Linked DNA regions of Homo sapiens: region 1 is linked to region 2. Evidence: chromatin loops called from intact Hi-C (ENCODE). Cell type or tissue: ovary. All regions are shown on one strand. Each heading gives the region's core, and the rest is flanking DNA. Links, peaks and the distances in the headings are about the cores only.

Region 1 (9,202 bases), core at 1-8,000, 68 kb before region 2:
AAGGCCCCTCAAGCCAGGCTGGGGGGTACCAGGGAAAGCTTCCTGGAGGAGGATGTCTTGCAACTGGACCTTAGTGAGTGAGTAGGAGTTCTCTGAGGGGAGTCAGCTAAGAATCTGGGGCAAAACTGAGAGATGAGCAAGATTTAGGGGGACTTAGGGAATTTCTGGCAAAAGTATAGAGGGTTACAAATGGGTCCTTTAACTCACTGCACCTCTGATCCTCACCCCCCACCTGGCTTCCCCTGGGCCAGGCCTAAAACAGGCTCTACCAGATACTGAGAACCACATTAACAATAGCCATGATCTTAATGATGCTGATAAGATTCACTAGCACTTTCTATGTTCAGGGAGCCCTGGTTTCCTCATCTGTAAAACGGAGATGCATACATTCGTTCCTTTATTTTTAAATTTTATTTATTTATTTATTTATTGAGACAGAGTTTCGCTCTTGTTGCCCAGGCTGGAGTGCAATGGCGTGATCTTGGCTCACAGCAACCTCTGCTTCCCGGCCGGGTTCAAGCCATTCTCCTGCCTCAGCCTCCCGAGTAGCTGGGACTACAGGCATGTGCCACCACACCCAGCTAATTTTGTATTTTTAGTAGAAACAGGGTTTCTCCATGTTGGTCAGGCTGGTCTCGAACTCCGGACCTCAGGTGATCTGCCCACCTCGGCCTCCCAAAGTGCTGAGATTACAGGCGTGAGCCACCACGCCCAGCTTTTGTTTATTTATTTTTAAGGCAGGGTCTTGCTCTGTCTCCCAGGCTGGAGTGCAGTGGCACAATCACAACTCACTGCAGCCTCGAACTCCTGGGTTCAAAGGATCCTCCCATCTCAGCCTTCTGAGTAGCTGGGACCACAGGCACACACCTGGCTGATTAAAAAAAAATTTTTTGTAGGCCAGGCGCAGTGACCTATAATCTCAGCACTTTGGGAGGCCGAGGCGGGTGGATCATGAGGTCAGGAGTTCGAGACCAGTCTGGCCAATATGGTGAAACCCCGTCTCTACTAAAAATACAAAAATTAGCTGGGCCTGATGGTGTGTGCCTGTGGTGGTGGGCGCCTGTAGTCCCAGCTACTGTGGAGGCTGAGGCAGGAGAATTGCTTGAACCCGGGAGGCGGAGGTTGCAGTGAGCCGAGATCACGCCACTGCACTCCAGCCTGGGCGACACAGCGAGAGTCTGTCAAAAAAAAAATAATAACAATAATAATAATTTTTGTAGAGACAGGGTCTCACAATGTTGTGCAATCTGGTCTTAAACTCAAGCAATTTTTGGGCCTCAGCCTCCCAAAGTGCTGGGATTACAGGAGTGCAACACCATGCCCAGCCACATTTATTCTTTTTAACAAATATCTCTTTTCCTTTCTTTATTTTTTGAGATGGAGTCTCACTCTGTAGCCAGGCTGGAGTACAGTGGTGCGATCTTGGCTCACTGCAAACTCCACCTCTTGGGTTCAAGTGATTCTCCCACCTCAGCCTTCCAAGTAGCTGGGATTACAAGAGCGCCACCACACCTGACTAATTTTTGTATTTTTAGTAGAGATGGGGTTTCACCATGTTGGCCAGGCTGGTCTCGAACTCCTGACCTCAGATGACCGCCCACCTCAGCCTCCCAAAGTGCTAGGATTACGGGCATGAACCACCGCACCTGGCCTCTCTTTTTCTTTCTTTTTATTTTATTTTATTTTTTTGAGACAGGGTCTCACTCTATTGCCCAGGCTGGAGTGCACTGGCATGATAATAGCTCACTGCAACCTCAAACCCTTGGGCTTAAGCGATCTTTCCACCTTGACCTCCCAAGTAGCTGGGACTGCAGGTGTACACCACCGTGCCCAGCTAAACAAATTTTTTTCTTTCTTTCGGTTTTTTTTTTTTTTTGAGACTGGGTCTTGTTCTGTTGCCCAGGCTGGAGTGACAGCATGACAGTCCAGGCACAATCTTGGCTCACTGTAGCCTTGGCCTCCCCAGGCCCAGGTGATCCTCCCACCTCAGCCTCCCGAGTAGCTGTAACTACAGGCACATGCCACACACCCAGGTAATTTTTTTTTTTTTTTTTTGGAAATGGAGTCTCGCTCTGTTGCCAGGCTGCAGTGCAGTGGTGTGATCTCAGCTCACTGCAACCTCCACCTCCCAGGTTCAAGCCATTCTTCTGCCTCAGCCTCCCGAGTAGCTGGGACTACAGGTGTGTGCCACCACGCCCGGCTAATTTTTGTATTTTTAGTAGAGACGGGGTTTCACCATGTTGGCCAGGATGGTCTTGATCTCTTGACCTTGTCATCTGCCTGCCTCAGCCTCCCAAACTGCTGGGATTACAGGCATGAGCCACCGCTCCCGGCTTCACCCAGCTAATTTTTTAAAAAAATATTTGAGGCCGGGCTTCGTGGCTCATGCCTGTAATCCCAGCACTTTGGGAGGCTGAGGCAGGCAGATCACCTGAGGTCGGTAATTCCAGACCAGGCTGATCAACATGGAGAAACCCCATCTCTACTAAAAATATACAATTAGCCGGACGTGGTGGCACATGCCTGTAATCCCAGCTATGTGGGAGGCTGAGGCAGAAGAATCGCTTGAACCTGGGAGGCAGAGGTTGCAGTGAACCGAAATCGTGCCATTGCACTCCAGCCTGGGCAACAAGAGCAAAACTCCGTCTCAAAAAAAAAAAAGAAACAACTAAGGTAGACAGTGGTGTAGTAACCTCCACAAGGTCAAGGTTGGAGGGGTTGTAAGAAGCAGGACCAAGACAAGAAGGCTGCTGCTTTTGTCACTAATGCAAAAGGGCTTTCTCTCCCCAAGACTCCCTTGGGCTGAGTGGGGGATGTTTGGAGGGGAGAGACTGAGGCAGGGAGGCCAGAGGGGAGCCTGGGCGAGGGTCCAGGGAAGGAGGAGGAGCTGCAGAGAACAGGGCAAAGAGTCTGGGCTGGGAAGGATGTCTGGGAGACATCTCCTCCCTCAGACAGAAGAGCTCTCCGCCCTGTCTTGGGGAGTGTCCCTCAGGCAGCACTTGCAGCCGTTTGCCTCCCACCAGAGCTATTTCTGAGTCACATCCCCCACTGGATCGTGAAGCCTGAGAAAGTACCCCAGGCAGCCAGGATCAAGGTCTGACACAGCTGCCAGCTCGCTGTGGGGCTGCAGGGGAGTGTCGGCCTCTAACGGGCTTCAAGTTCCTTCTCTGTGAAATGGAAAAAGTAATGACCTTGGGGTGCCTGCTGGAGAGGTGAGGGGGGCAGCAGGAGCTGGAACCAGCACCCAGCACCTGAGCTGCATCCAGAGAGAAGGCGGGGACAGGCAGAGAGAAGGACACAGAGACCCAGAGAGAGAGGGAGACAGAGACCCAGAGAGAGAGAGGGGAACAGAGACCCAGAGAGAGGGGAAGGGAGACCAGGGAGAGGGGGACAGAGACCCAGAGAGTGGGGGACAGAGACCAAGAGAGAGGAGGACAGAGACCCAGAGAGAGAGGAGGACAGAGACCCAGAGACAGAGGGGGGCACATGCCTGTAATCCCAGCTACTCGGGAGGCTGAGGCAGGAGAATCGCTTGAACTCGGGAGGTGGAGGTTGCAGAGAGCCGAGATCGTGCCACTGCACTCCAGCCTGGTGACAGAGTGAGACTCTATCTCAAAAAAAAAAAAAAAAAAAGAAGACAGAGACCTAAAGAGTAGAAAGGCAGAGACTCAGGAAAAATAAGTCAGAGACTCTGAGATTTGGGGGACAGAGCTGAATCAGGGTGAGACAGAAGACCAGAAATAGAGGAGGGGGATAGAGACCCAGAGAGAGAAGGAACAGACACAGGGGCTGGGTGGGGACAGAGAACTGGAAAGAGGGGGACAGAGAACCAGGCGGTGATGGAGACCCTGGTTGAGAGAGTGTCAGTTTCCAGGTAGGAGGAAGGACAATGGGAACCCTGTGAAGGTAGTTGTTAGTTATATCTCCATTTCACAGGTAGGGAAGCAGAGGCACAGAGAGGTGAAGTCCTCTCCATGAGGTCATACGGCTAGTAACTGGGAGAAATTAGTTGGCCCTAGGTCCTGTTGCCTTGGTTTCCAGAACAATTACCCACAGGAAACCCAAGACCTTCTGAGTCTTCAGGTTAGAAAGACACTTTGTGTAATGCTTTCTATTGCTGTGAAACCAATTACACCAAAACTTCAAACAACAAACTTGGAGGGGCTCAGCTGGGTGGGCCTGGCTCAGGGCGTCTCACGAGGTTGCAAACAAGATTTTGGCTGGGGCTGCAGTCACCTGAAGGTTGGACTGGGGCCAGAGGTTGTGCTACCAAAATGGGGCACTCACCTGCCCTTGGCTGGAGGCCTCAATTCCTTGCTACATGGGCCTCTTCATAGGTGGCTGCTTATGACATTGAGGCTATCGTTCCCTAGATGAAGAGAGAGCAAATAAGAAACAGTTCCTCTTATGAAGTAGTCTCTTACCTCACATATCATCAATTCTACTTTATTCTATTTTTTTATTTTTTGAGACAGAGTCTCTGTCACCTAGGCTGGAGTGCAGTGGCGCAATCTCGGCTTACTGCAGCCTGTGCCTCTCAGGTTCAAGCAATTGTCTTGCCTTAGCCTCCTGAGTAGCTGGCATTACAGGTGTGCACCACCATGCCCAGCTAATTTTTGTATTTTTTGTAGAAACAGGGTTTCACCATGTTGGCCAGGCTGGTCCTGAACTCCTGACCTCAGGTGATCCACCTGCCTCGGCCTCCCAAAGTGCTGGGATTACAAGCATGAGCCACCACAACTAGCCTGCCTTATTCTATTTCCTGGGTGTGAGTCACCAAGTCCAGCTCATACTCAAGTGAGGCAAATAAGGCTCCACGTTTTAAAGGAATGTGAAAGAATTTATGGACATATTTTAAACTATCACATTTTGTGGGATTTTTGTAGCTGCCCTTTATTGGGATGAGGAAGTTCCTTTCTTCCTTTCTATTTCTAGTTTGTGGAGTGTTTTTTTTTTTTTAATCATGAGTGGTATTTTGTCAAAAGCTTTTTCTCAACTGACATGATCATGTGTTTTTTTTCCCTTTTATTCTATTAATATGGTATGTAACATTTATTTGTTTTTAGAGACAGAGTCTTGCTCCATTGCCCAGGTTGGAGTGCAATGGTGCCATCATAGCTCACTGCAGCCTCAACCTCCTGGGCTCAAACAGTCCTCCCACCTCAGCATCCCAAGGAGCTGAGACCACAAGCACATGCCACTGTACCCAGATAATTTTTAAATTTTTTGGTAGAGATGGAGTCTCACTATGTTGACCTGGCTGGTCTAGAATTTCTGGCCTCAGGTGATCCTCCTGTCTCAGCTTCTCAAATTGCTGGGATGAGCCACCATGCCCAGTCATTGGTTGATTTTAGTATGTTGAACCAACCTTGCATTCCTGGGATAATTCCCAGTTGGTCACCATGTATAATCCTTTTTACATGCTGTTGGATTTGGTTTGCTAGTATTTCGTTGATGATTTTTGTGACCATATTCATAAAGGATATTGGTCTGTGGTTTTCTTTCTTTCTTTTCTTTTTTTTTGAGATGGAGTCTCGCTCTGTCGCCCACACTAGAATGCAATGGCACGATCTCGGCTCACTGCAACCTCCGCCTCCCAGGTTCAAGCGATTCTCCTGCCTCAGCCTCCCAAGTAGCTGGGACTACAGGTGCCTACCACCGCGCCAGGCTAATTTTTGCATTTTTAGTAGAGACAGGGTTTCACCATCTTGGCCAGGCTGGTTTCAAACTCCTAACCTCATAATCCACCCACTTTGGCCTCCCAAAGTGCTGGGATTACAGGCATCAGCCACCAAGCCCAGCCACCTGGCCCATTTTATCCTATTTTAAAAGTGTTTTTATTTTCATTTTTATTTTTAGAGACGCAGGTGTTACTTTGTTGCCCAGGCTGGTCTCAAACTCCTGGGCTCAAGCGATCCTCCCATCTTGGCCTCCCAAAGTGCTGGAAATACAGGTGTGAGCCACCATGTCCAGCCTTCTTATTGTTGTTTTTTATGAGACAGGGTTTTGCTATGTTGGCCAGGCTGGTCTTGAGCTCTTGGTCTCAAGTAATACACCCTCCTCAGCCTCCCAAAGTCCTGGGATGACAGCAGTGAGTCACTTGGCCCGGCCCCTGGAGCCTATTTGGAGTTCATTTGGCTTCTTGGATGTGTGGATTTATGTTCAAATCATCAAGTTTTGGAAGTTTTCAACCATTATTTCTTCAAATATTCTTTCTGCCCCTTTCTTTCCTTCTGGGACTCCCAGATCCATAGGTCTCTGAGGCTGTATTCATTCTTCTTCATTCTTTTTGTTTTCATGTTTCTCAGGCTGGATAATCAAAGTTGAGCTATGTTCAAGTTCACTGAATCATTATTCTGCTACAGAGCCCCCTCTAGTACATTTTTCACTTTGGTTATTGTACTTTTCAACCCTAGAATTTCTTTTTTGAGACGGAGTCTCTCTCTGTTGCCAGGCTGGAGTGCAGTAGTGTGATCTCAGCTCATTGCAACCTCTGCCTCCTGGGTTCAAGCGATTCTGCTGCCTCAGCCTCCCGAGTAGCTGGCTCTACAGGTGCACACCCCATCCCCGGCTAATTTTTGTATTTTTAGTAGAGACGGGGTTTCACCTTGTTGGCCAGGATGTTCTTGATCTCTTGACCTCGTGATCCGCCTGCCTTGGCCTCCCAAAGTGCTGGGATTACAGGTGTGAGCCATTGCGCCTGGCCCTTCAACCCTATAATTTCTATTTGGTTTCTTTTAATAATGTTTGTCTCTTTAGTGATATGCCCTATTTGGTGAGACATTATTCTCTCAATTTCCTTTAGTTATTTAGGAATGGTTTCCTTTAGCACTTCGAACATATTTAAAGTAGCTGATTTAAAGTGTTTGCCTAGTAAGTCCAAATCTGCCCCCGCCATCCTACCCCTGAACAGTTTCTCTTGACTGCTTGTTTGTCCTCCATTGTATAGGCCATAGTTTTTTTTCTTTGCATGCCTTATAACTTTTTTGTTGAAAACTGGCCATTTTTTATTTTTTATTTTTTTTGAGATGGAGTCTCACTCTATCACCCGGGCTTGAGTGCAGCGGCATGATCTTGGCTCACTGCAACCTCTGACTCCCAGGTTCAAGCGATTTTCCTGACTCAGCCTCCCCAGTAGCTGGGATTACAGGTGTGCACCACCATGCCTGTCTAATTTTTGGATTTTTAGCAGAGACGGGGTTTAACCATGTTGGCTGGGCTGGTCTCAAACTCCTGACCTCAGGTGATCCACCTGCCTTGGCCTCCCAAAGTGCTGAGATTACAGGTGTGAGCCACCGTGCCTGGCCTGAAAACTGGCCATTTAAAGTATCATAATGTAGCAGGGAACGGTGGCTCACGCCTGTAATCTCAGCACTTTGGGAGGCCAAGTCAGGCAGATCACCTGAGGTCAGGAGTTCGAGACCAGCCTGACCAATATGGTGAAACCCCCATCTCTACTAAAAATACAAAAATTAGCCAGGCGTGGTGGCGGGTGCCTGTAGTCCCAGCTACTGGGGAGGCTGAGGCAGGGGAATCGCTTGAACCCAGGAGGCAGAGGTTGCAGTGAGCCGAGATCATGCCACTGCACTCCAGCCTGGGGGACAGAGGGAGACTCTGTCTCAAAAAAAAAAAATACAATAAAAAATAAAGTATCATAATGTAGCAACCCTAGAAACAGATTCTCCCCACTCATAAGGATTTGTTGTTATTATTGCTTGTTATAGTTGCTTTTTATTTTATTATTTTTATTTATTTATTTTTATTATTATTTGAGACATGATCTTGCTCTGTTGCCCAGGCCACTGTACAGTGGCATGATTGTGGCCCACTGCAGCCTCTAACTCCCAGGCTTAAGGGATCCTCCTGCCTCAGCCTTCTGAGTAGCTGGGACTACAGGTGTGCACTACCAAGCTCAGCTAATTTTATTTTATTATTATTATTATTATTATTATTATTATTATTGAGATGGAGTCTTGCTTTGTTGCCCAGGCTGGAGTGCAATGGCGCGATCTCGGCTCACTGCAAGCTCCGCCTCCCGGGTTCACACCATTCTCCTGCCTCAGCTTCCCGAGTAGCTGGGACTACAGGCGCCCGCCACCACGTCCAGCTAATTTTTTGTATTTTTTAGTAGAGACGGGGTTCACCATGTTAGCCAGGATGGTCTCGATCTCCTGACCTCGTGATCCACCCGCCTCGGCCTCCCAAAGTGCTGGGATTACAGGCATGAGCCAACACGCCCGGCCTATTTTATTACTATTTTTTAAGGGATTAGGTTTTACTATGTTGCTCAGGCTGGTCTTGAACTTCTGGGCTCAAGCAGTCCTCCCACCTCATCCTCCCAAATTGTTGGAATTACAGGTGTGAGCTACTGCACCTGGCCTGTAGTTGCTTTTTAAAAAACAGACTTTTCTGAACTATTTCTGTAATATCTGTGTTCTTTGTCATGTTTGGCCACTGAAGTCTCTGTTCTCTAATTTTAGTGGTTAGCTAATGATTGGAGAGACATTTCCTTAAACTGGAACAACAACAAAATCTTCTAGTCTTTGCCAAATGGCACTCTGTGTGCCTGATGAGGCACACCTTTAACACTCAGACAATTTACAACTCTACCTTAGCCTTCCCTTCCTGCTTGTGCAGCGTTTCAAGGTTTCAAGGTCAGCCAGAGGTGAAAAGCTTGGGGCCTTCTCAGAACTTTCCCAAGCATGTACACAACCCTACACAGGCCAATGGCTTTCTACATTCCCAGGAATTTGTTGGAACATTTCAAGGCTTCTACAGATATGTCCATCAGATTTTCCTTTTAAGATTTTTTGCTTTTTATTGTTTACCCCAACTGTTATCCATTGCCTTCGGCAGTAGCAACATTAAAACAAGCGTAAAATTTTTTTTTCTTTACAAATGTTCCCTCTCCCACTCCATGTTAGTCCATTCTTGCATTGCTATAAAGGAATACTCAAGGCTGGGTATAAATAAAAGAGGTTTAACTGGCTTATGGTTCACAGGCTATCTGATAAACATGGTGCCAACATCTGCTCAGCTTTTGGTGAGGGCCTCATAGCAAAAGGTGATGGAGCCAGCATATCACCTGGCAAGAGCAGGAGCAAGGAGATGCCACACAAGTTTTTTTTTTTTTTTTTTTTGAGATGGAGTTTTGCTCTGTTGCCCAGGCTGGAGAGCAGTGGCATGATCTCGGTTCACTGCG
Region 2 (10,365 bases), core at 2,366-10,365:
TACTCAGGAGGCTAAGGCAGAAAAATTGCTTAAACCCAGGAGATGGAGGTTGCAGTGAGCCAAGATCCTGCTATTGCACTCCAGCCTGGGCAACAGCAACAGAGTGAGACGCTGTCTCAAAAAAAAGGCCAGGGGCAATGGCTTATGCGTGTAATCCCAGTGCTTTGGGAGGCCAAGGTGGGCGGATCACGAGGTCAAGAGATCGAGACCATCCTGGCCAACATGGTGAAACCCCGTCTCTACTAAAAATACAAAATTAGCTTGGCGTGGTGGCACACGCCTGTAGTCCTAGCTACTTGGAGGCTGAGGCAGGAGAATCACTTGAACCCAGGAGGCAGAGGTTGCAGTAAGTCGAGATCACGCCACTGCACTCCAGCCTGGCAACAGACTGACTCCATGTCAAAAAAAAAAAAAAAAAAAAAGGCCAGGTGCAGTGGATCATGCCTGTAGTCCCAGCACTCTGAGAGGCCAAGGCGGGTGGATCACCTGAGATCAGGAGTTCGAGATCATCCTGGCCAACATGGTGAAACCCTGTCTATACTAAAAATACAAAAAATTAGCCGGGCCTGGTGGCAGGCACCTGTAATCTCAGCTACTTGGGAAGCTGAGGAAGGAGAATAGCTTGAACCCATGAGGCGGAAATTGGAGTGAGCCAAGATCATGCCATTGCAATCCAGCCTGGGCAACAAGAACAAAACTCCGTCTCAAAAAAAAAAAAAAAAAAAAAATTGTGCATTTTTCTCCATGTAATGTTATCATATATATGTGTGTGCATGTATATATTTATAGGTCTATAAATATGTATGTATCTATGTATGTATGTATTTAAACACACGAAAAGGATGGCCACATGTTTGTTTTTTTTTGAGACGGAGTCTCGCTTTGTTGCCCAGGCTGGAGTGCAGTGGCACGATCTCGGCTCACTGCAAGCTCCGCCTCCTGGGTTCACGCCATTCTCCTGCCTCAGCCTCCCAAGTAGCTGGGACTACAGGTGACTGCCACCACGCCCAGCTAATTTTTTTGTATGTTTAGTAGAGACGGAGTTTCACTGTGTTAGCTAGGATGGTCTTGATCTCCTGACCTCGTGATCTGCCCGCCTCGGCCTCCCAAAGTGCTGGGATTAGAGGCGTGAGCCACCATGCCTGGCCAAGGATGGTCACATGTTAACACTTTAGTTGGTAGACTGGCCTGAGGCCCAAGGAGTCCCAGGGTAAGGGCGGGAGAGGGATTCGGAGTTCAAGGCAGTGGCTGTTTGCCAACTGGAACAGATTATACAACCAACAAGACCACAGAGGTTCAGTTTAGCCTGCTGAAGCATCCCAGCTTCAGGAGATCCTCCTGGCCGCCGGCTCCCACCCCCTTTTTTTTTTTTTTTTTTGAAACGGAGTCTTGCTCTGTCACCCAGGCTGGAGTGCAGTGGCGCAATCTTGGCTCACTGCAATCTCTGCCTCCTGGATTCAAGTGATTCTTCTGCCTCAGCCTCCCAGGTAGCTGTGATTACAGGTGCCTGCCACCACACCCGGCTAATTTTTGTATTTTTAGTAGAGATGGGGTTTCACTATATTGGCCAGGCTGGTCTTGAACTCCTGACTTCGTGATCTGTCTGCCTTGGCTTCCCAAAGTGCTGGGATTACAGGCGTGAGCCACCGCACCTGGCCTGCCACCCCCTTATTTAACTGCAACACCCCCACATCACTCTTCTCTACCCGATTTATCATTCACCATAGCATGTGTCACCATCAATATCAGATGACACTATAGAATGTCACCATACCCTATATTTTGCTCATCTGTTTTATTGCCTTCTGTTTTGCTCATCTGTTTTATTGCCTTCTCCCCCAACTCGAATGAGAACTCTATAAAAGCAGGATTCTGTCTTTATTATTTATTTATTTATTTATTTATTTATTTATTTATTTTTTATTTTATTTTATTTTTTTTTGAGACGGAGTCTCGCTCTGTCGCCCAGGCTGGAGTGCAGTGGCGCCATCTTGGCTCACTGCAAGCTCCGCCTCCCGGATTCACGCCATTCTCCTGCCTCAGCCTCCTGAGTAATTGGAACTACAGGCACCCACTACCACACCAGGCTAATTTGTGTGTGTGTGTATTTTTAGTAGAAACGGGGTTTCACCGTGTTAGCCAGAAGGGTCTCGATCTCCTGACCTCATGATCCGTCCGTCTCAGCCTCCCAAAGTGTTGGGATTACAGGCATGAGCCACCGTGCCCGACCTGTCTTTATTTTTTTAATAGAGATGGGGTCTCCCTATGTTGTCCAGGCTGGTGTCCAAGTCCTGGGCTCAAGTGATCCTCCTGCCTCAGCCTCCCAAAGTGCTGGGATTAAAGCCGTGAGCCCGCAGTGCCCAGGCGTGATTCTGTCTGTTGATATCTGCTGTGTTCTCCATGCTAAAGAGGGCCAGGCCCTTACCGGATGCCCCATAAATATATGGTGAATGAATGAAGAACAATATCAGAAGCTAACACTCAGACCTCGCCATGGGCCAGGACATAGAAGAATTAATTTAGTCTTCAAGGCTATCCTGTGAGGGAGGTGCTGTCAACACCCATGTTTTCCACGAGGGGAAACTGCGACTCCAAGAGAGGTGCTTGCCCAAGATGACACAGCTACTAAGCGGTGGAGTCAGGATTCAAACTCAATCATGACCCCACAGGTGTTCCAGACCCCAGTTCACACACAGAGGATGTGACAAGCAGGGAGTCCCTGTATGGAGACAGTGCAAGAGTTCTAGAACCAGAAACCCTGGGACAGACATGGGTGCTGGTTACACATTGGGCATGCGCATTCCAGAACAGGGACAGAGCAGGAGTTTGGGCCGGGCGCGGTGGCTCATTCCTGTAACCCAAGCGCTTTGGGAGGCAGATCACTTGAGGTCAGGAGATCGAGATTAGCCTGGCCAACATGTTGAAACCCCGTCTCTACTAAAAATACAAAAATTAGCTGGGCGTATAATCCATGCCTGTAATCCCAGCTACTCGGGAGGCTGAGGCAGGAGAATCGCTTGAACCTGGGAGGTGGTTGCAGTGAGCCAAGATCACCCCACTGCATTCCAGTCTGGGCAACAGAGTGAGACTCTGTCTCATAAATAAATAAATAAATAAGCCAGGCATGGTGGCGTGCGCCAATAATCCCGGCTACCTGGGAGGCTGAGGCAGGGAATTGCTTGAACCCAGGAGGCGGAGGTTGCAGTGAGCTGAGATCCCGCCACTGCACTCCAGCCTGGGCGACAGAGTGAGACTGTGTCTCAGAAACAACAACTACAAAAGAAGCTGGAGATGAAAGGAAGAAATGATAATTTCACCATAAGGGAAGGATATGGAGTTCTAGAAACTGGAAGTGGGTAGTTTTTGGGGGGCCCAGTTCCCCTCTTGGGTGAAAGAAGTGAGCAGAGGTTCTCAGCAGGTGGGGCTGTGGATCCCAGAAGTGAGCCACGGAGAAATTGCTAAAGGGGTCCTGGGAGCAGACATCAAAATTCTAAGAAAAAGGGGTGATAGTCTCCCAGAAATGAACCAGCTGAAATGCCGGAAGTGAGCCTCAGACATCCCGGAAGCAGAAACCTGGATCCCCGGAAGGAAACCGACCAGCACCGCTCCTCACCCAGAAACGTGAGAGATGCCTTTTCCAGGAGCGCAGGCCAGAGAGGTAGATCTCCTGCAGCACAGGGGCACTGAGTTCCACTTCAGCCCCGTCCGAGGTCAGCGAGGGTCGGAAGCCCACGGCCTGGTGCGCTTCAGCCATGTCACGCTGGAGCCCTGAGTCGGGCAGAGTCATACTTCAGGACCCCAGCCCCTCCGCCCTCAGACTCAGGAGTCCAGGCCCCCAGCCCCTCCTCCTCCTTCATACCCAGGAGTCCAGGCCCCAGTCCCTCCTCTCTCAGATCCAGGAGTCCAGGCCCCCAGCCCCTCCTCCCTCAGACCCAGAAGCCCAGGCCCCAGCCCCTCCTCTCTCAGATCCAGGAGTCCAGGCCCCCAGCCCCTCCTCCCTCAGACCCAGAAGCCCAGGCCCCAGCCCCTCCTCCCTCAGACCCGGGATCTCACGCTTTCAGCTGCCTTTTTGCGCCGACCCAGGACTACATAACCTAGCTCATCCTTCTCTAAGCACCTGAAGGGTCTTGAGGGTCCTGGTTTGTAGACCCGGAGGTTTTGAGGGAAGGACGTCAATTCGGGACCTCTGGGAACGCATAGAGAGGCCAGAGGGATAGCTCGCGTTAACCCCTTTACCTGCTCTCCCAAGAACATGGTGCGGGGGCAGTGCCCTCCCCCCAGTACAGGATTCTCAAGATTCGGGGGTGGGTGGAGGAGGGAAACTGGTCCAGGCTGAGTTGCGGGGTCTTGAGAAAAGCATTAGTTTTAGACCCATATGAAACAAACACCTGTTAGACATTGACGCTGTCCACCCCATTGCCGCTTTTCATGCCAAGGCGAGGGGGATGGTGTCTATAAATTCATCCGCTCAGCGTCCCCTCCCCCCGCCCGTGCTGGAGGGAATGGGGAAGGAAGCACCCACTGCGCATGCCTCGCAGCCTGGGATGCTGAGGCTGTGAGCGGAGGCGAGCGTCGAGGACAAGTGATGGAGAGGCTTGCACGCCCAACCCTAGACACAGGACTCCAGGCCCCGCCGGAGCCCGAGCCCCTGGGGTCCAGTACTTACCACGTTGAATCAAGGGTCCGCTGATCGGATCCTGGGGTCCAAACCCGAGTCCACCCCCGCCCCCCGATTTTGAGCGCCGGCCCCAAATCTCCCGCTTGCATATGTCCAATCCCAGTGCAAGGAGTCCACCACCGGGTCGACGGGCCTTTGGAGTCCTGCCCACCCCGAGATCACCGTCACCCAGAAACCCCGATTCCTCTCTCTCGTGTCCCTAGCCGGGTATTCAGGTCCCGGGTTTTATCCCCGCCTCCTTCCAATCCCCGCGTTCTATCCCCGCCCCCTTCGAGCCACGGCGTCCAATCCCCTACATCCGTTCGATCCCCAGTCCTCCGTCTCCTTTTACCCGGCCAGATTCTCCACCATTTGGCCGCTCGCATTCTACGCAGCTGTTCGGAACCCGGGTTCCTGGGCTCCTCACTCAGCTCATTGTCTCTTAGTCTCCTGTCTCTTCGAGGAACAAGGCTCAGCTGGGAGGTCGCAGCCCACCCCAGGTGCATTATAACGTCAGGCGCGTAGGGTGCCGGAGCAAATCTCAGCCCTTTCACGCCAGGGAGGGAGGAGGGATGTTTGGGGGTCAGGACGGCCCGCCAAAACCACCCACGGAAGGTGCATGGATTGAGTTGGCAAGAAAGGCGCCACAGCGGGTTGGATTCAAGGTAGACAGTGGGACTTCCGTGAGGGAGAAGCAGCATGGCTAATAGAGAAAGGTATATTAGAGACCCAGCCTCGACTGAGAGGTCGAAATAGGTACAGAGAAGCAGAGACTGAAACACGGAACTCTTGTTTATTCGGCTCTGGGCGTCAGTGTTCTTCGCCCAGCCTGGTCCCGTGTGCTTCTAGGTCCAACCTAGTCGCAGCCCGGGGAGGGACTGGGGAAGACGGTTTCAGGGGCTGGAGTTAGGGGAGAAGAAATGTGGAGTAGAAGCTCCAACATACAGATAGGCAAACTGAAGCCGAGGAGGGGACGAGCCGTGCCCGAGGTCACCCAGCGAGCTGGGCACTGCGCTAGCCCCCTCGCTGCAGGCCGGAATCCTGGGAACCGAGCCGGGCTTCCGCCTCGCGCCACCGGCGGCGCCCATAGCTGTAGGGGTCCTGGGGCTCGTGGCTGGCCTTCCCCGAGGGCTCCTTGGTGGAGACAGCGAATCCAGTATATGATCTCCGCCAGGCGGTGGGTCCGGCATACGCCCAGGTAGCAGACGTGCCCGCGGTGCTGGGGGACCTGGTGCTGGCCTCGCCTGGAGAGGGAGCGTGGGAGAAAACCGGGTTCAAACCGAATTGAGAGATGGAGCGTGATGGAGGTGGGCACCCAAGCACTCCAAGACCAGCGGGGAGGCTTACAGATCACCTGCCCGTTCCGCGGCCGGGAGAGGGCGCTCGCCCTTTACGGTCTCCCTCCCGCCCTGTCCCTGCTGCCACCCGGGTTTCTCACCTGGCTGCAGTGTCCAGGTCCCCTTGGGCGGAGAAGGCGAGGAGCAACAGCAGGATGAGGATGTGGATAGTCATCGTGGGCAGGGCGGGTCAGGATCCGTGGCCCGTAGTTGCGGCCACCCCGCCCCGTTCCCGCACCGGGCTGATCGCCTCTGGGTGCAGCTCTGGAGCCAGGTACCAGGGCCAGTCCCCACTTCCCAGGCGGGGAACACTGAGGCCAAAAGTCTGTGGGAAGAGGCCGCACCACACCAGAGGGGCAGGATTCAAACCCGGGTCCCCGCTTCCCGCACCGCGGCTCCAGAGACCTCACTGGGTGTGTGGGGTCACACCAGCTGCTGTCTATCCCCCTAGGAGGTCTGTGGAGACTCGCCCCCTTCAAAGCGTGGGGAAATGGGGCGGGGCCAATGACACCCGCAGGTAGCTAAGCAGCGGGATTCCAAGAAAAGGGGTGGCGGCGGGGAAGCGCTGGCTCTGGTTGTAGATGCGACCTCACCCTCACCCTGTCGGGAAGCCGGTTAGTAGACAGTTGGGACCCTGGAACCTCGGGGGCCAGGCAATGCAGGGCAAGTGCACATGCGGCCCCCTGGAGGGCGTGGAGCGAGGGAGACCCCAAACACACTGAGGAGCGCCCCTCCGGAAGAGAAAAGGCCGAGGTGTCAGGCACTCGCCGGTGAGGGCTCCAGTTGCACTGAAGCAGGTGTAGCCAGGGCTGTTCAACGAGGAGGGTGTCCTGGGTCAACCAGGTCGAGTGCACAGTATTGTGGGGGACCCAGGACCCCGTGGCCAGGCCCTGAGGGTGGAAGGGTGGGTGCAGACGCCATGTCTGCAGCAGAGGCAGAGGGACCTCGTCTTCACCTCTGTAAGATGGGTAGGCCCTGCCACCTTACAGCTGCAACTCCCACTGACCTCCATGGAGGGCAAGTCCCCAGCCCTAAGCCCCAAGCCATTCTAGGGGAGGAAGCAGGGCCACTCCCCCATGAGAAATTCTATCCTTGCAAACATACACCCCCAACCCACTCAGTGTCCCCAGCTGCAGAGGGCTGGGCACAGTTGGGCCTTGAAGGGACCCGAACAGGAAAAAACAGCCAGAGAGGAACAATGTCGAGTGTTGGGGGGAGGTGGGGAGACTGTTCTGGGAAACTTGAGGGCTGGCTGTGCTGGAAAGCCACCCCCATCCCCTACTAGGCAGGACACGGGTACCGCAGAGGGGAGGGGCGCAGACCCAGGAGAGGGATGAAAAGAGTTGGACAAAGACCCTGAGAGACAGCTGTGGAGGACAGGGACCCCGAGAAGGAACCAAGGAAGGGGAGCAAGAGGCCTAGAGACGGGGGACGGGAGACGCAGATCCACAGAATGGCAGCCACCAGCAGGTGCCAAGGCCGGTCCCCCCACTGCTGAGGCTGGCACTGCAGTACCTGCGAAAGGAACCCCAAACCTCCTTTGCCCCCAGGAAACAAAGCCAGACCCCAGCTGAGGATTTATTGGCGTAAATGCAACCATATAAAAACATAAGTTATGAAAAACACAGTCACGATGTGCCCTCCCCATCCCCCCAGCCCAGGCCCCTAAAACCCCCTTCTGCGGGAGGGAGGGAGAGGAAGGGGGAGCCCCGAAACCGCCTAGGAACGCTCAGCCCCTGGGCTCGTGCAGGGCGGGAGAGCCGGGCCTCAGCGCATCCGGTAGTCGGTGGAGCAGGACAGCTCGCACAGCTGGCCCTTGAAGTCCAGGTCGATGGTGAAGTCCAGGTCCCGCTGCAGGGAGAGGTGGGGCATGAGGGCGGAACCCACCAGGAGGTGGTGGCGGGGGGCGGGTGCAGGCAGGCTATGCGACGATGAGCCGGGCTCCAGCTTCCTGCCCATCTCCACGCTGCAGACCCCAACTGCTGGTCCCACCCTAGCAGCTGCCCTGACCCTGCCAAGGGACAGCACCACATGGACACCCCCAAGCCCACTAGACTCACTCAGGAGTAGAGCCCAGCTGCTGTCCCTTGCCCTTGGATTTCTCCATCAGGATGATTCCCATCAGCAATGCAGTGATTGCTTCTTTCATAAAAAAGAAAACCTCTCCCAAGCCCACTTCCTCCTCAGGCAAACGTTCCAGTGAAACACAATGGTCCAGCCTGCTGTCTCCACTTCCTCTCCTCCCCCCATACCCTCCAGCACATGAAGATGAGACAAAGTCACCAACGCCCGAGGACTCCTCCTCCCTCTCCAGTATCCGTTTCCCAGCTAGTGCCGTGGTCCCGGGGGCTGCATGAGTCTTTGTAGGGGGTGGTCCTGTGGCTGCAGGACATTTACCAGCCCCCTGGCCCCTACCTACCAGATGCCAGGACCACCCCTTCTCCGGAGTGACAACCACAAATGTTTCCACAGACGGTGGCAAACGTCCTGGGGGGGGGCGGGGAGCGGAGGGGGCAGTAAAACTGCCCAGTTGACAACTGCTGCTGTCACAGGCTCGTGGGTGTCCCAGGGTCCACATTCCATGACTACCCTGAGTGCCACCCACCCTCGCACCCATCGGCCGGGACCCACTTTTCCAACCCAGACCACTCCCGGCGACTCCAGGCTCCAAGCCTTCCATCCTCCTGCCTGCTCAGACCCACCACACTGGATCTCTGCCCAGACCCTGTCTCCGAGAAGCCCCCCCAGCTCCCCCGGAAGCCCCCTGATCTCAGGTGATGGCAGCTCCTGCCAAGTGCTCAGGAGGAAAAAGAAAGGGGAGCAGAAAACAAAAAGCTGCCTTTCTCCTCTCATGCCTCCCAGCTGGGCTAGAAAACCCCGTGCACTCTACTGGGGGCTGCCTCTTGCCCTGGAGCCCACCTACACCAACACCTGTCTGCCCTGCTCCCAGCCTGACAGAGGTCACCTCCAACTGGCATCACCATGTCACTGACCCCCTTGTCTAGAGTGGAAGCACCAGGAGGGCAGGGTTTCAGCCTGGGTCCCCAGGCCCATAACTTCCGGTGAATGCTCAAGCAATCCTGCTGTGTAGACAGGCATGGGGCTGAGGGGCTTGGGGACCCGGGAATAGGCAGAGGTGCTCGCCCCCGCCAGCTGCCCCCATCCCCCACCCCGGCTGCCCCCATCCCCTACCCCCGCTGCCACCATTCCTCCCCCACCACTCCCCCCCCAATCTACACTCCCCGCCCTAGCTGCCACCCTCCCACCCAGCTGCCCGGAGCCTCACGTTGTTCTTGGCGTTGGGCCGCATGCCGATGGTGCCGAAGATCTCCTCGCCCGTCTTCACGGTCAGGTAGTCCTCCATGTAGAACACCGTCTGCTTCCAGTGCGTGTACGGGGACTCGGGGCCTGGGGGCGCGGGCGGGTCAGCCGGCCTCGGCCTGCTGCCCCCCCCAACCCCACCCTTGCGTTCCCTCTGTCGGAATGCCCACCCCCATGACAGCTGATGGGACTGCTATCCGCGAGTCACCTCCCTGTCATTGAGCTTTGGAGACAGGGACCGTGTCAGCCTTTTGTGGATGAGGAAACTGAGGCACTGCACACTCAGGTCACTTGCCCAAGGCCACGTGACTGCTACATGGCAGAGCTCACACTGGAACACGCGTGTCCCCATGGTTCCTTCTGCCCGTTTCTGTCACCCCCTCCACTACGTGGGTGCGCCTCCGCCCTGGCTCGGGAACGGCCCCCAGCCCTGTGGGCCCCGCCTCACTGGTGGAGAAGCCGGTCCTCTTGTGGCAGCGTGTGAACTCGATGTTGAAGTAGGCCACCAGGGCGTGCACGTAGTCATTCCGCTTCACTTGCAGGCAGAACGGGGAGGTGAAGGTCAGGTCTTCCACCTTGACGGTATAGATGTCCACCTCCTGCAGGACATGAGAGGGCGAGCTCCGGGATGCGTCCCCACCTCGCTTCATCCCCTCCTCCCTCCCTTAAGCTCCCAGAGGGCCTGTGACCTCGCTGTCCCCTTCCTGCTAGCCCTCCCTCACTGGCACCCAGCCTCGGCTCCTCCTTCACTCTGCATCCTGCCTATCCGGCTCCCAATAAACCATGTGGGTTCGAGCCCAGATTCCTTGCTCCCTCCTCTCCAACACCCAAACCTGGCAGTGCCACCCTAACTCTGTCCAGACCTCCTAGAATGCAGGCGCCCCACTCCACTGTCTCCCCAACCCCTTGACAAGTCCAACAACATGATGGCTTCAAACGGCAACACAAATGCCAACCTAAACCCTGCGCCAGTTCCCCTGGCTCTCAGGAGGGTGGCCCGAGTGGGGTCCCTGCCCCTGTAGTCTCCTCTCCTCCCCCACTCAACAACTT

Evidence for each region. Hi-C counts contacts between places; a loop is a spot of excess contacts. Peaks named below come from ENCODE experiments on the same cell type or tissue, not always from the same donor. Only the 100,000 strongest peaks of a DNase experiment are listed, where the experiment ranks them.
Region 1: it touches region 2 in a loop (7-fold over the local background); 21 of 110 quality-filtered maps call a loop at or near these places.

Annotation. Positions count from the first base shown.
Region 1 is chr19:49,752,322-49,761,523 of GRCh38, reverse strand. All of the region lies in intron 2 of TSKS (testis specific serine kinase substrate), which reads left to right. LOC105372434 (a long non-coding RNA gene) reads right to left here. Exons shown (of 3, transcript XR_936019.3): 3 at 3,645-4,369. Among named protein-coding and RNA genes, the nearest start is that of TSKS, 6.4 kb to the left of the region's middle. RefSeq lists an enhancer at 1-57 and a silencer at 826-1,043. In ovary, for the core only: no CTCF peak of the experiment used is centred there; no DNase peak of the experiment used is centred there.
Region 2 is chr19:49,685,642-49,696,006 of GRCh38, reverse strand. PRMT1 (protein arginine methyltransferase 1) reads right to left here. Exons shown (of 11, transcript NM_001536.6): 9 at 9,764-9,914; 10 at 9,281-9,402; 11 at 7,560-7,845. The coding sequence ends at 7,762. ADM5 (adrenomedullin 5 (putative)) reads right to left here and starts at 6,413. Exons shown (of 2, transcript NM_001101340.2): 1 at 6,096-6,413; 2 at 5,432-5,901. The coding sequence starts at 6,169. The coding sequence ends at 5,514. CPT1C (carnitine palmitoyltransferase 1C) reads right to left here and starts at 4,891. Exons shown (of 20, transcript NM_001199753.2): 1 at 4,667-4,891; 2 at 4,118-4,186; 3 at 3,614-3,768. The coding sequence starts at 3,754. RefSeq lists a silencer at 5,954-6,023 and enhancers at 7,332-8,072, 8,073-8,814. In ovary, for the core only: a CTCF peak has its summit at 5,969; DNase peaks (open chromatin) are centred at 4,526, 4,946 and 6,056; H3K4me3 peaks cover 2,684 bases; H3K27ac peaks cover 533 bases.